2 separate regions of the Homo sapiens genome follow, and region 2 is linked to region 1. The links are chromatin contacts, found by Hi-C or POLR2A ChIA-PET in ENCODE. All regions are on one chromosome and are shown on one strand. Each heading gives the region's core, a stretch centred on a gene start or an enhancer-like site at or near the end of the contact. The rest is flanking DNA. Distances are from core to core; before and after follow the strand shown.

Region 1 (7,394 bases), core at 4,668-7,167:
CTCTTGTAAGTCTCTCGGTAAAACAAGGAAAATATTTGGTATGGCCAAAGTGGAATTCTACTCTGTTTTTTTTTTTTTTTTTTTTTTTTTTTTTGCTAAAAGGCATAAACCCACATTTGTTTTCTTCTGTCCTGAGCAAAATAGGCTCCATCCTTGGCATTTCAGCCAAAAGCCATCTTTTGGGGGGAATTTCTCCTTCCCCAGCATGCAAGGTTCCTCTACTCTTTTTTTTTTTAATTTTGAATTTCTGTGGGTACATAGTAGGTGTATATATTTATGGGATACGTGAGAGATTTTGCTACAGACATGCAATGCATAATTACTGCATCATGGAAAATGGGGTATCCATTTCCTCAAGCATTTATTATTTGTCTTACAAATAATCCAATTATACTACCTTAGTTATTTTAAAATGTACAATTAAAGGCCAGGCACGGTGGTTCACGCCTGTAATCTCAGCACTTTGGGAGGCCGAGGCTGGTGGATCACCTGAGGTCAGGAGTTTGAAAACAGCCTGGCCAACATGGTGAAACCCCATCTCTACTAAAAATACAAAAAATTAGCTGGTCATGGTGGCAGGTGTCTGTAGTCCCAGCTAATCAGGAGGCTGAGGCAGGAGAATCACTTGAACCTGGAGGTAGAGGTTGCAGTGAGCCGAGATTGTGTCACTGCACTCCAGCCTGGGTGACAGAGTGACACTCGGTCTCAAAAAAAAAAAAAAAAAAAAAAAGGCCAGGTACAGTGGCTCACACCTGTAATCCCAGCACTTTGGGAGGTCGAGGAAGGCAGATCATGAGGTCAGGAGTTCGAGATCAGCCTGGCCAATATGGTGAAACCCCGTCTCTACTAAAAATCCAAAAAAAAAAAAAAAAAAAAAAAAGAAAAAGTTAGCAGGGTGTAGTGGCACGTGCCTTTAATCCCAGCTACTTGGGAGACTGAGGCAGAAGAATCACTTGAACCCGAGAGGCAGAGATTGCAGTGAGCTGAGATCACGCCACTGCACTACAGCCTGGATGACAGAGTGAGACTCCTTAAAAAAAAACAAACAAACAAACAAAAAAAACAAAGTACAATTATTTTGACTATAGTCACTGTTGTGCTATCAAATACTAGGTCTTTTTCATTCTTTCTATTCTTTTTGTACTGAACCCTGAACTCTTAAACCCTCACATCATTCTATCCTTACAAATTCTATATTTGTTTGAGGCCCACTCTGAATGTTAAGGGGGTAGCATCTAACGAAGGCTCAATAAATTCTGGCTGCTGGGAATTCAGACTGGACCCAAGCAAGACAGAGACACAGTGAGACAGCAGATTTCTCACTGAATTAAGCTGTTCTGGGATGCTCCTTCCTCCTGCAGCCACTGTAGTCAAGGGACACATTCATATCTCAGAAAGGAAGAGGCAGACAGGCCCAAAGCTCAGATGCAAGGCCCAAGACATATTTGCTGAGTTTCTACACTACTCCCAGGCAGTAAAACTTTCTGCTCTCCCATTCTTGATGCTGCCTGGAAACCCCCTAGCCCAGAATCCCTCTTACATCTCAAATGTATAGCTCTCCATTCCCTTTTCCTGGAGAGGCTAGGCTTCGTGACTGATGAGAAAACACTCCCCATATTCTCTTCAAATTAAATTAAATTAATAGCATTTGGTACTTATCAACCCCTTTCTCCCACCCTCGCCTCTTTTTTACATATCATGTTATTAAATTCCCTTGCTATCCTTAAATTACTCATTTTATATATGCACTCATTTTATTTATTGATTGTTTTTTTGTGGTGGGGGTACTGAGTCTCACTCTTGTCGCCCAGGCAGGAGTGCAATGGCACAATCTCTGCTCACTGCTACCTCCGCCTCCCGGGTTCAAGCGATTCTCCTGCCTCAGCCTCCCAAGTAGCTAGGATTACAGGTGCCTACTACCATGCCCAGCTTATATATATATATATATATATATATATATATATATACACACACACACACACACACACACACATATATACATATATACAGACATATATACACACATATATACATATATACAAACATATATATGCATATATATACACACATATATATACACACACATATATATATGTCGTTTATTTTTTTGAGACGGAGTCTCAGTCTGTCTCCTAGGCTGGTGTGATCTCAGCTCACTGCAACCTCCACCTCCCGGGTTCAAGTGATTCTCCTGTCTCAGCCTCTTGAGTAGCTGGGACTACAGGCACGTGCCACCACACCTGGCTAATTTTTTGTATTTTTAGTAGAGATGGGGTTTCACCATATTGGCCAAGCTGGTCTCGAACTCCCAACCTTGTGATCCACCTGCCTTGGCCTCCCAAAGTGCTGGGATTACAGGCCTGAGCCACCGTGCCCAGCCCTAATTTTTATATTTTAGTAAAGATGGGGTTTCACCATGTTGGCCAGGCTGTTCTCAAACTCCTGACCTCAGGTGATCCACCCGCCTCGGCCTCCCAAAGTGCTGGGATTACAGGCATGAGCCACTGTGCCTGGCACACTCATTTTATATATGGGGAAAATGAGGATTGCTAAGATTAAGTGATGTGTTGAAATATACACCTTAACAAGGGCAGGGACTCAAACGTCGGAACTTACGTTTTCCTCACCTAGGAAGCAAAGACCATATCTTATGCACTAACCTACTTAGTGCTTCATAAAGAGCAGTAGCTCTTTTTGAATGGAATGAAAGCCTTTCCTAATGATAAAAGCCAGCAGCACAAATCACATACGAGACACCCAGAGAAGCAACTCAACAGGGAGGGGACATGGACCAGATGGACCAGGGCTTTGCTGCATCCACTTTCTGTATTTTTACTGATAACCTACTAGGGTCAGTAAATCTCTCACCAATAATTTAAAAATAAGAACTTCAGGCTGGGCACCGTGGCTCACACCTGTAATCCCAGCACTTTGGGAGGCCGAGGTGGGAGGAACACGAGGTCTGGAGTTCAAGACCAGCTTGACCAACGTGGTGAAACCCCATCTCTACTAAAAAAATACAAAAATTATCTGGGTGTAGTGGCGCACACTTGTAATCCCAACTACTCAGGAGACTAAGGCAGGAGAATTGCTTAAACCTGGGAGGCGGAGGTTGCAGTGAGCCAAGATCGTGCCACTGCCCTCCAGCCTGGGCGACAGAGCGAGACTCCATCTCAAAAAAAAAAAAAAAAAGAACTTCAAATTTCAACAGGACCATAAACTTTATCTGTGAGCTTAAGGTAGGGAAATTGCTATCCTAAAATATTTGCATCTCACACTGAAATTCTTCCCTTCCATATACTTTGATATTCTTATTCCTTTATTCAACCATTTGGGAAATAGTGATTGAGTGTTTACTATGTGTCAGGCACAATTCCAGGCACTTTATCGACCGTCATTCTCTGCCTTCATTCATTCATTCCTCTATAAAGTCACTCATTATTTAACTGTGTGTAAGGCCTGGAATTTTCCTTGTTCTACATTTTTATTGAAATTTCTCTGGGATAATTAGGGAAGAAAGGAAGAAACCTAGGGACAATTTTCCCAGCCAGCTGCAAGAACCTGTCCTATTGGGGTGTTGGGTTTAAATGCCTAGAGCAGGAAAGGAGCTGAGTCTCAGCCATGCGTTTTACTGGTTGGGTGATGTGGGGAAATCACTTACCTCCTCAGAGCCTCAGTTTCATACTCTCCAAAACGGGGGTCACACACTTACTGCATAGGGCTGTGGAGGATCATATGGGAGGGAATTCAACTACAAGTGTCAGCACAGGGCCCGGCATGGCCAAAGCTCTCAACCCTCCACGCGGTGCTGATGTAAGTTACCAAGCAGCCTTCTTCCTGCCAACACCAGCAGGCAGGCAGCTCACACAGGCATCTTGACAGCATCAGGCAGCACATGATCTCCCCTGGTCACCTCAGGAAGGCTTCAAGGCAGGGTTACATTCGGGCAAAGCGAGCCCAATTGCAGCCTTTGTCTTTATCAGCCTGAGCAGCAACACAGTCTTGGGGGACAGGGCAGTGACATTCCAATTCTCTGACGGCACACTCAAGGGAGGGGATTCTTGGAAAGAAATGAGGGTAGCGGGGGCAGACCCACTTTGCTGCAGCTTTTTCTGCTTCCCTTGCATTTCCCTTTTGGGGAATTTCCATTTGCATCTCCCTCTGTTTCCAAAGCCTCCTAGGAGAGGAGGAGAGCTGCTTCTGTTTTCTGGCCTTTGTGATTCTGAAGAGCAGCTGAGGCACCAAGGGGTTGGTGGGGTGGGAGGAGTTATGACTGCGTTCCGGTGCCCCTCCCTGGGTGATCTACTTCTTGTGTCACAGGAAACCCTGACAGGGTAGGGGGATTACATGGCTTCTACCATGCATGGAGATGGGCAAACATCCAGACATCTAGGATTGTTATGAGTGAATTTTTGTGCTCCCTTCCACCCAGTTCATAGGTTGAATGCCTAACCTCCAGTATGATGATTAGGAGGTGGGTCCTTTGGGAGGTAATTTGGTTTAGATGAGGTCATAAGGGTGGAGACCCCACGATGGGATTCATGCCTTATAAGAAGAGACTCTAGAGAGAAGTCTCTAAGAGCGTACAGTGATAAGATGGCTGTTTGCAAGCCAGAAAGTGGGGCCTCAACAGGAATCAAATCAGCCTGCACCTTGATTTTGTTCTTCCAGCATCCAGAATTATGAGAAATAAATGTCTGTTGTTTAAGTACCCAGCACGAGAAGACTAAGACAAATACTCAGAGCAGAATTTTCAAGAGAAGCAAAGCATTCCTGTCCTTTGAAGTTCCCATCTGTTTCCCAGCTATATAAACACCGCAGAGTGCATGATAAGTATGTTTGCTGCGTGAATGCAAGAACCCTCCTCTGGGAAAAGTCACAAACAAGCTACTTCACCCATTGCCTGACACAAAGGCAGCTTCCCCCTTGAATAATCTGGGATTGAAAATGAGTTCATTCAGCTATAAGCTCACCGAACGAACACCAAATTCAGCAACTGTGAGCAGTGCACTCTGTCCCTGCCCTTAATAAGTGAACAACCCAACTGTCTTCTAGAAGGGTTGATCACTTTGTAATTTTGTAATGGAAACCCTCAAAGGAGACCTCCAATAATGAGAACTTCTTTGTCTTTAGCATGGCCTGGGCCACTCACCCCATAGAGCATGAAGCTCTCATAGGTCTTCAGATTGGCGATGGGAGAACGTGACTTTGAGCTTTCAGCTTTTTATCTCTCTAAAATAGGACAGAAAATTTCAGCTCTGATATTCTCTGTGGGATTCCAGAACAACTTCCTTGAGTCTCAGTTTCCCCATCTGCAAAAAGAAAATAGTCACAGCACCTACTACCTCATAGGTTTCTGATAAGGATGGAATGAGTAATGCCTATGAGAGTGCCTTGCCAAATGTGCTACAGGTGTCGTTTGTGTGTTTTAGGGCCAAAAACCCACTTTGAAGCACGGACCCTTCATGGAAATTGCCCTTAACTGATTGGATGACCGTGGGCCAATTAAATGAACTCACAGGGCCTCAGTTTCCTCTTCCATGAGGGGTCATTTTGAGGTCTTTCAAAGGGTTGTGAGAATCAAAAGAAGGGCGCCCAGCACCACGCCCGCCGCGCACACACATGGCGTTCAGTAAGTGGTTCTCTCCCCTGCACCGCGTCTAGACCTCGTTTCTCCACAGAGAGTGGGTGGCAGGAATTTTCCAAATCGGCTCGATGTCCCCACTCCATCGCTTCATGCACTGGCCCAGGACACACCCATAGTTTGGCGAAGTGCAGACTTGGAGAAACTTGGGGGAGAACGGAACCCAAGGCCCAGCCCCGCGCACGCGCGCCGCAGCCTTCGCCCAGAGCAGCGTCTGCTAGTTACCTTTCACCTACTTCGCTGCGACTCGCCGCGCGGGGTAACTCGAGGTCAGACTCGGGGCCCCGCGCGCTTGCGCGCCGCCCGCTGCCCGCCGCCCGCCGCGGCTGGGAGTCCGGAGGTTTCATCTTGTGATGGTTTCGGTTCGGCTCTCAAATGGAGGGTGTGAGCTTTGCAGACGTGCCCTAATTCTGGGTCTGGCGGGGCGACATTGGGCCCTCTGAGCTGCCACCCTGGCCCTGACGCCCCATTACTCCTCGTTCCTTCCTCCCCCCATCTGTTGTCACGCTCTCCCTTTTCCCACAGCTGGCCCCTATTCAGCTGTGCCGATTGCCCCACATCCCTTCTTCCTGCAAAAGGCAGATGGGAAGGGAGCTCTGTCTGGCCTATTCCGGACAGAGCTCCGGGCTTCCGAGTGGAGCATGAGCCCGCGGAAGAGCCACGTGGGTGCAAACTAAATGTTCCCATTCTTGCTGGGGAGGGGCCGGACTTAAAGACCAGGTTTCAAATGAGAAGGCGCACATTTTCTGGTTTTTGTCTTCCAGATGGCTACGTTGAAGACAGCTGGGGCTGCCGCACGCCTCGGGGTTACTGTCGGGCACCCGGCGGGCGGGGCCGGCGCTGGGGCGGGGGAGGGCTTCCTCGCCCTCAGAAACCACATTCGCAGAAACGTTTTTAACTGGCAAGGTTTCGAGTTCCCAACCACAGCACCCTCAGTGATGGTTTTCAGAAGACCTTGTTAGCTCCTCTCCTCCAGAGACCCATCCTTCGCTGACATCCCACCGATTTGGGAGCAGGAAAAAACAGACTCCTGCAAAATACCTCTTCTTCCAGTGCCCTGTACCCCTCTCTACTTACTTCGAGTCCCTGCAGTCCAGCAACAACCCCAAACGAGTGAAGGGAGGAGACATAGGTTTGTCCAGGCTCTGCCACCGACGGGTGATTTGGGATGAGTCCTTCTCCAGTATCATTATCTTCAACTGTAAAACATGAGGGTTAGTCCGAATGATCTCCAAACGCTTCAGCATTAAAGTTAGGTGATGAATCCTAAGATTTTGCAGTTCTATAATGTCACATCTCCTCCGTTTCAGAGAGGGCCCGCAGGGAATCTTGTTAAGGATAACTGCCATCGAAGTTACAAGTTTGTTCTGTGATTGAAGAGTTTCAGGTCTTCTAGATTTCTTTGGCATGACGCATAACTATTTCAAGATACTAACATTTGGGCAGGGCGTGGTGGCTCAGGCCTGTAGTCCTAACACTTTGGGGGGCCGAGGCGGGCAGATCACCTGAGGGTAGGAGTTAGAGACCAGTCTGGCCAACATGGTGAAACCCCGTCTCTACTAAAAATACAAAAATTAGCCGGGCGTGGCGGTACATGCCTGTAATCCCAGCTACTCAGGAGGCTAAGGCAGAAGAATCGCTTGAATCCAGGAGGCGGAGGTTGCAGTGAGCTGAGATCACGCCACTGCACCCCAGCCTGGGCAACAGAGGGAGACTCCTTCTGAAAAAAAAAAAAAAAAAAAGATACTAA
Region 2 (7,047 bases), core at 2,616-5,115, 570 kb before region 1:
CAGTCTCAGTGAACTGGTTTCGTTTGTGCAGCGCACAGGAAGAATCCTTCAGGCAATTCATTAAAACAGAACTGACATTCAAATATGCTCTGAACAAAATAAAACAGGAGGCTGAACTACAGAGGAAAGAGAGTAGTGTAATTAGGAAAAGGTATAGTTAGAGAGATGATGTAGCAGATTGGCAGGCATAAAGAGAAAATGCGTCTGAAAATGAATTCAGAGGTCAGACCAAAAAAAAAAAAAAATCGACATTTTTCAGCTGTTCTCAAAAGCCAAAAATATCCCAGTAGCAACAGCTACTATCAAATCTTCCCTAAATACTGTTGGTCTTTCTTATTGTCCATTTCTTTTCCTTTGACTGCTAACTTTTCACAACTGTCAGCAGCTTGGAAGTAAACATTAGACTGCAAAGGGTTAAGAAGTTTCTTTACCTGCTTACCATTCATGCACTTAATCCTTTGCAATATAACTTCTACCTACACATGCTGTTACTTGAAGATAAAAAGCTAATGAAATTTAGTTTCTCCAGTAGATGCTCCAGAAAAATCATAAATACATAGTTACTCCTTTCTGAATGACTATGGTGTAAGAGGGTTTTGGAAAGATAGTGGCTGAAATGAAAGATATAGATAAGACAGGTTAGCAGGAAGGAAGGTGAAGACAGCAAGGATTGTCTTTGGGTTGGGAGGAGTGTAGGTGCTTTTATTTTTTTTCCTTATTTATCTTACGTGAACATCAATTGATTTTGTAGTAAGAAAAAAACTAAGTTTTTTTTAAAACTTTAAAAATTCTCCTCTCATCCTAAATGAAATGACAAATATTCATTTACTAGAGCCCACATGTAATTATGTTAATGTCTCCCCATTTTTGAAGTAACACAAGTTTTTATTTTTTTAAGAAATGGAGTCTTGCTCTGTCACCCAGGCTGGAGTGCAGTGTCACAATCATAGCTCACTGCTGCCTCAAACTGCTAGGCACAAGCAATCCTCCCACCTCAGCCTCTTGGGCACCTGGAATGATTATAGGCATGAGACACTGTCCGGCTCCCAAAGTTTGTTTTTTGTTTTGTTTTTTTTTTTGTTTTTTGAGACGGATTCTTGCTCTGTTGCCAGGCTGGAGTGCAGTGGCACAATCTCAGCTCACTGCAACCTCCGCTCCCAGGTTCAAGTGATTCTCCTACCTCAGCCTCCCGAGTAGCTGGGACTACAGGCATGTGCCACCAAGCCTAGCTAATTTTTGTATTTTCAGTAGAGACAGGGTTTCATCAGGCTGGCCAGGATGGTCTTGATCTCTTGACCTCGTGATCCATCCACCTTGGCCTCCCAAAGTGCTGAGATTACAGACGTGAGCCACCGTGCCTGGCCCCCAAATTATTTTTAAGTGGCTCCCTCAAGAATGCAAGTACTTAATTGCTTGGTTCTGGACACTTGGGTATTTATCTTAATAAAATCATACAGCAAATAGAATCAAACACAGGGCTTAGAGTGTGACATGTACTTAGTGCAACACTTAAATTGTGAATGTATGTACATATGTAAAATCTGGATGAATGTTCCCAAAAATATTAATAATGGTTATCTCTGGGTAGGGAGAATTAGGAGTGATTTTTACATGGTTCTTTACACTTTTCTATATTGTTCCAATATTTGTATAAGCATATATTATTTTCATAAGAAGTAAAATTATTTTATCCTAGGAGAAACAGATGATGGGTAGTGGTAGTGGCTTAATAACGGCCATATTTGCTAAACAGGATCTAGATTCTTGTCACTTAAAAGTATGGTCCTAAGAACATCAGTATCACATTGGAGCTTGTTAGTAATACAGAATTTTCAGCCCCCACCTACTGATTCATAATCTACATTTTAATAAAATCCTCAGATGATTCATATGTACATTAAAATTTGAAAAGCACTGATGTAGATGCTAAGGGCTTTACATGCAGGGAGGATAAGAACAATGTCTACCTTGCTCGTCGTTATATCCCTAGAACCAGCAGTGCTTGAAACATATAAATATTTGTTGAATAAATAAATATGTAAATGATACCACTTCTGGGTAGACAATTAGGCAGTGGAGATTATATCTATTTGAATTATTTATTTTCTGCCAGAATTCCCAGAAGTAGGTGCTTATTATTTGCTGTAAATGCTGTTAAATTAGCTTAATAACAACACTGGGCCCCTGAGAATCTACAACTATATGTAACTTTTTTAAAAAGAACTCCTTCCTTGCTCTTAGCTCTGAGATCCACATGCCTCCTTCAATAATTTCTCCAACCTCCTCTCTGTGGGTATGGCCTATAGTTACTCTCTCTACAATCTCTCCCTGAAACCAAATCCATTCTCAAGATTTTAACTACCACCTGTGAGAGAAAACACTATTTAAATTACAGTCCATGCACTCTATCTGCCTATATTTTCAACTCTATTTCCTGCACCTCACCTCAAATTTAACATGTTCAAAATTAACTTTTTTTTTTTTTTGAGACAGAGTTTCGCTCTTGTTGCCCAGGCCGGAGTGCAGTGGCCTGATCTTGGCTCACTGCAACCTCTGCCTCCCAAGTTCAAGCGATTCTCCTGCCTCAGCCTCAGGAGTAGCTGGGATTACAGGCGCCCGCCACCACACCCGGCTAATTTGTTGTATTTTTAGTAGAGATAGGGTTTCACCATGTTGGCCAGGCTGGTTTCGAACTCCTTGGCCTCAGGTGATCCACCCGCCTCAGCCTCCCAAAGTGCTGGGATTACAGGCGTGAGCCACCGCGTCCAGCCCCAAAATTAACAATTTTATTCTCTGTCAACTATCGTCCTCTCCCAGTCCAGAAGAAAGTAACTAGCTCTCCATCCTCACAGTCTCTAGTTTTACAGGCTTTAGAGAAGAGAGATCAGCTGGCCCAACATCACCTTATGGAGAATAGGCTCTAGAAGAATTAAATGACAGCCAAGAGGCTAGTTATTGGCAACCTCAGCACTCTACGATCTAAATCACTTTATTCCCAGTACACTATTGCATGCTGGAATTCAACAGAATTCCCATTTTTGCCAACAGCACTTAAACTTACTTTTTAGAAACGCAGGTTAAAAATATCATCACCCAGATCCAAGAAATCAAGTCCTGCGTATTGTTCTTTCGGCATTTCCCCGGTTCCTTTCTTCTTCCTTGTCAGAACACCCTGCACTTCCTTTCCACTAAGAGTTCTTTCACCGTTCAATGCCAGCCTTCCCAAATCCTCTACCCTCACTAAACTTATGTCCACAAATAGAATCGCTAAAATATAAATGCTTATTCCTGCATTTGATATCTTTGTCCATGGCCCAACAGAGATGGTTTCCAATCGTTCAAACCCTATTTATCCTCAGAGTCTAGCTCAAACACAGCCTTTTCTACTGGGCTTCCATCTGCCCAATTTCTAATATACTGCTCTATCATTCACTTTGTCATTTGTTCACAGCTTGATTTTTACCGACTGGAAACGTGCTATCTTCAAAAGCATAAAGAATCTGATATATCATCTAGGTCCTTTTTTTTTTTTTTCCACATCTGACAAAACTGAAGCCAAGAGAAATGTGGCTTACCTCATGTTAAATGAGAAATTGTAAATTTCAGGCCGGGCGCGGTGGCTCACGGCTGTAATCTCAGCACTTTGAGAGGCCAACGCGGGCGGATAACCTGAGGTCAGGGGTCACTACCCTAACCCGGCTACTACAAGAGTCTCGATCGTCCTCCAACCTTTCATCTGTCCCAGGATTAAGATTTCACCTGATGACACGCCCAGAAGTGCGGGAAGGACTGGCCAAGTGGAAGTCTACCACGCGATGCTCGTGGACTGACTGAGGAGTACCCAGCCCGGAGCGCGCTCAGCCTGTGGCCGGCCTCCTCACCAAGGGGTAGGCAGGTGCCCAGAATGCTGGAGGATGCCCGGTAAGGGCACCCGAGTCGCCAGCGGTACCTGTCTGAAGGCGCCCACCCATCCCCGGGTACCGACCTGAGCCTCCCGTACCTTACCTCACTCAACAGCAGGCTGCAGCCGCTCCGCTTTACGGCACTCACAGCAACCGCCGCAAAAGCCGCCGTCAAGTGCTGAGCGGCGGAGGCTGGCTTGGTTCCTGCTGGGACGTTCCCACGGTCCAGCCCCAGCCTCGGCTTTCCTGTGACTCTTGTCGCATCCTCACCGCCAGAAGTTCACTGAGCCCTGGCGATTCCTCGCTTTTATAATCTAGCCACTTAGCCAAAGCCCTTTTTTATCTCTTGCCTAATTGACAACTACAGCAGCGCACTGAGGCAATCTGAGAGTTTAAGTTCTGAAACGCTTTCGACAGCGGAAGATGAACTGGAGGCAGCAGCTGAGCCGTTTTCCAAGCCCGTTAAATGTGAACTTCTGATAAACGAGTGGTTTTTTTAGTGCGTGTGCTTTGCTAGAGGGATTCAGCATAACTCCCTGAAGTTTGGTTTGGATACAATTAGTAGAGCTAGGGGATAGAGTGGAAAATAGCAGCTGCGTTCACTATTCCTCATGAAGTTGAGGTGCCTTTATGACATTCAAGATTTAGCGACCTGTTGCCCTCCAGTTTAAGGCTGGATACAATTTTGTACCTGATTAACTTTTTTCTTTTCTTTTTTTGTAGAGACGTTGGGGGCTAGCAGGGCGGGGTGTGGCGGGGGTGGGGGGGAGGGCGTCCTCACCATCTTGCCCAGGCTGGTCTCGAACTCTTGGCCTCAAGCGATCCTCTCACTTTGGTTCTTTTAACGGTGTAATCCAAAAGGTGGTTGTTAAGGCTCAGATATTAATCTTCTTATAAATTTTTGAAAACCATAATTCACTAAACCAGTTACTGTAATTATAATTTATTTCTACAAAACGGAAAATACTCCCATCATATATTTGTTTTCTAAGCTTTGTTTTTAATTCTATCAGTACAGAAAGAAAAGGAAGAAAAAATCTTCCTCACTTCCTACAGGTTATGACATTTACCAACTTTTTGTTTTTCCTTCCAGAAATTTCCTATGCACATACAAGCTTACTGTTGAAGTCCTCTCATCCAATGCACTCAGAACGGGTAGGTACTCAGTAGGTTAATAAAAAAAAGTGGAAGGTTACACCAAGAGGAAGTAAGTTATCAAAGCTTAATGGCATCATTAACACAGGTGCTAACGTGATGGGACATGGGAAAACTTGAGCATCACATACTTGCTATTGATTGAAACACATCAAATATAAAAATTCTTGAGTTTATAATGACTCCTTAAAAAATAAAATTCAGTCGTGATTGAAGATTGCCAAGTTGAAGATTAAATATTCTAAAACTTGATAAGGGAAAACATCAAGCATTTATCCTGCCTTTCTTGTATGAATTGAATTTTAGTGTAACCAAAGTACTTATAAGAGTTCCAGCTAATAAATGGAGGATGATAAAACAATCACGATTTTGTAACTCCTAATAAAATAATCGAAAGGGCAACATCAATAGATGATAAAATTAAGGTGAAAGGTTGATGGGGAACTTTATAATAGACTGGCATCACCTAAACCCACTGATCTTAATCTCACTAAATTTGGGACAAGCATATATTATGTACTTCCTGATGTGATAGAAAGTACACAGCCACACCTGTGAAGGATTCTTGCCTAAAAATTGAACCTGCATTTACTCAAACTCTAGATCTAATACAGGATATAGAGAAGCAACTAAATTCAGAAAACGGGACATTCTACCAGACAAATTCCTCAGTTTTTTTCATAAATGGCATTTAAAAGCAGAGGGAACTATTGTAAAATCAAATATTTAAGAGATGTAACGGAGTACAATGTGTGGACCCTGTCTAGATCTTGATTTGAACAAGATAACTGTAAAAAGATACTTCTGAGACAACTGAAATTTTAGTATGGACTGATCCATTAGATAATAGTACAGAATTACTGTTAATTTTGCTAAGAATGTTAACAGAATGTGGCTGTTTTTAAAAGCCATCATGGATGCATATAGCATACTTACAGGTGACATTTTAAAACAAAATAGATAGCACAAACATGGCAAAATGTTAACAATTGATTAGGTGATGAGCACAAAGCACTGGCTTTCTACTTTTCTGTATATTTGGAAATTATAATTAAAAGTAACAGGAAAAGGGAAAAATTATCAGGTTCTTAGAAATAAATACTTTCCAAGTGTATAACAAATCTAGTTCTGAATAAACCTTCTCAAAAAGGCAGTTTCAGTAGAGGGTTACAATGGCCAATCTTCTGTTTTGAACTAAGTTCATTTTAAGCATGGACCAGCTGATTAGAGTATCTCACTGTTTTTCTTACAAAACCATAGACATAATGCATCATCCATCATTTGTAGTTTCTGTTTCTGTAAAATGGACCAGGAACTTAAAGATACAAGTGAAGGAATATAAATTTGGAGTCCTGGAATTTATTTTTAAAAATCTTCCCCTATCACTCACAATTACTTTGGCCACAACTAACTTTGCAACTTTTTAAACTCTTCATCTCTAATGGTTCTCGTACTTTTCTTATAAGTACCTTTTCATACTCATTTCATATTTATTTTGGTTTATATATTTATATAATTGGTTTACATACTTACATGACTACAACAGTGACTACCACCTACATAAGCAGGTTTGGGAACAAACATAACTGAAGGTAAATATACAACTAAACTGGTGGCAGTGTTACTTATCAAGCATACTGAAAGGTCAAATGTGAGCCCTCAGCTCATGGCAAACGTCAAGTCAGTATGCTTTAATCTGGATAGCAAATACAGCTGAAAGAGTGGGTACAAGGATGCATAAAAACAGCCTCTCTTACAAGTAAATATTCATGTTCTATAAACCACTCAGCTGTGCACACATGTAAGGATCCTGGCCGACTCCTAACATTTGTAGGGTCTGGGCCAAGAATACAAATGAAAGCCAACCCTGACATATTTTCAGTGTCTAAATAGCTGAGCGTTAACCAACAAATAAAATGTTATACTCTTCTACTTTAACATGTATTCTCAAGGAACAGAAATCTAGGTTCAAATATGCGATTCGCAGATT

What was found. A loop is a pair of places that touch in the nucleus more often than their neighbours do. ChIA-PET counts read pairs that join two places held with the same protein, here RNA polymerase II (POLR2A). Pooled maps may share reads with other maps.
Region 2: a map of CD8-positive, alpha-beta T cell shows a loop between it and region 1 (3-fold over the local background). The contact joins the promoter of FKTN-AS1 here to the promoter of CT70 in region 1. A Hi-C loop is called at or near these places in 1 of 168 maps with a recorded cell type or tissue (CD8-positive, alpha-beta T cell), 1 of 37 single-sample maps with no recorded cell type and 9 of 50 pooled maps. POLR2A ChIA-PET finds 5 or more read pairs at or near these places in 1 of 52 experiments (RWPE1).

What each region holds. Positions count from the first base shown.
Region 1 is chr9:104,990,318-104,997,711 of GRCh38, reverse strand. CT70 (cancer/testis associated transcript 70) reads left to right here and starts at 5,917. Exons shown (of 4, transcript NR_184160.1): 1 at 5,917-6,026; 2 at 6,409-6,895. RefSeq lists enhancers at 3,224-4,052, 5,568-6,767 and a silencer at 6,364-6,633.
Region 2 is chr9:105,555,124-105,562,170 of GRCh38, reverse strand. FKTN-AS1 (FKTN antisense RNA 1) reads left to right here and starts at 3,865. Exons shown (of 3, transcript NR_184141.1): 1 at 3,865-4,401; 2 at 4,996-5,057. FKTN (fukutin) reads right to left here and starts at 4,040. Exons shown (of 11, transcript NM_001079802.2): 1 at 4,006-4,040. RefSeq lists enhancers at 3,780-3,969, 4,130-4,179.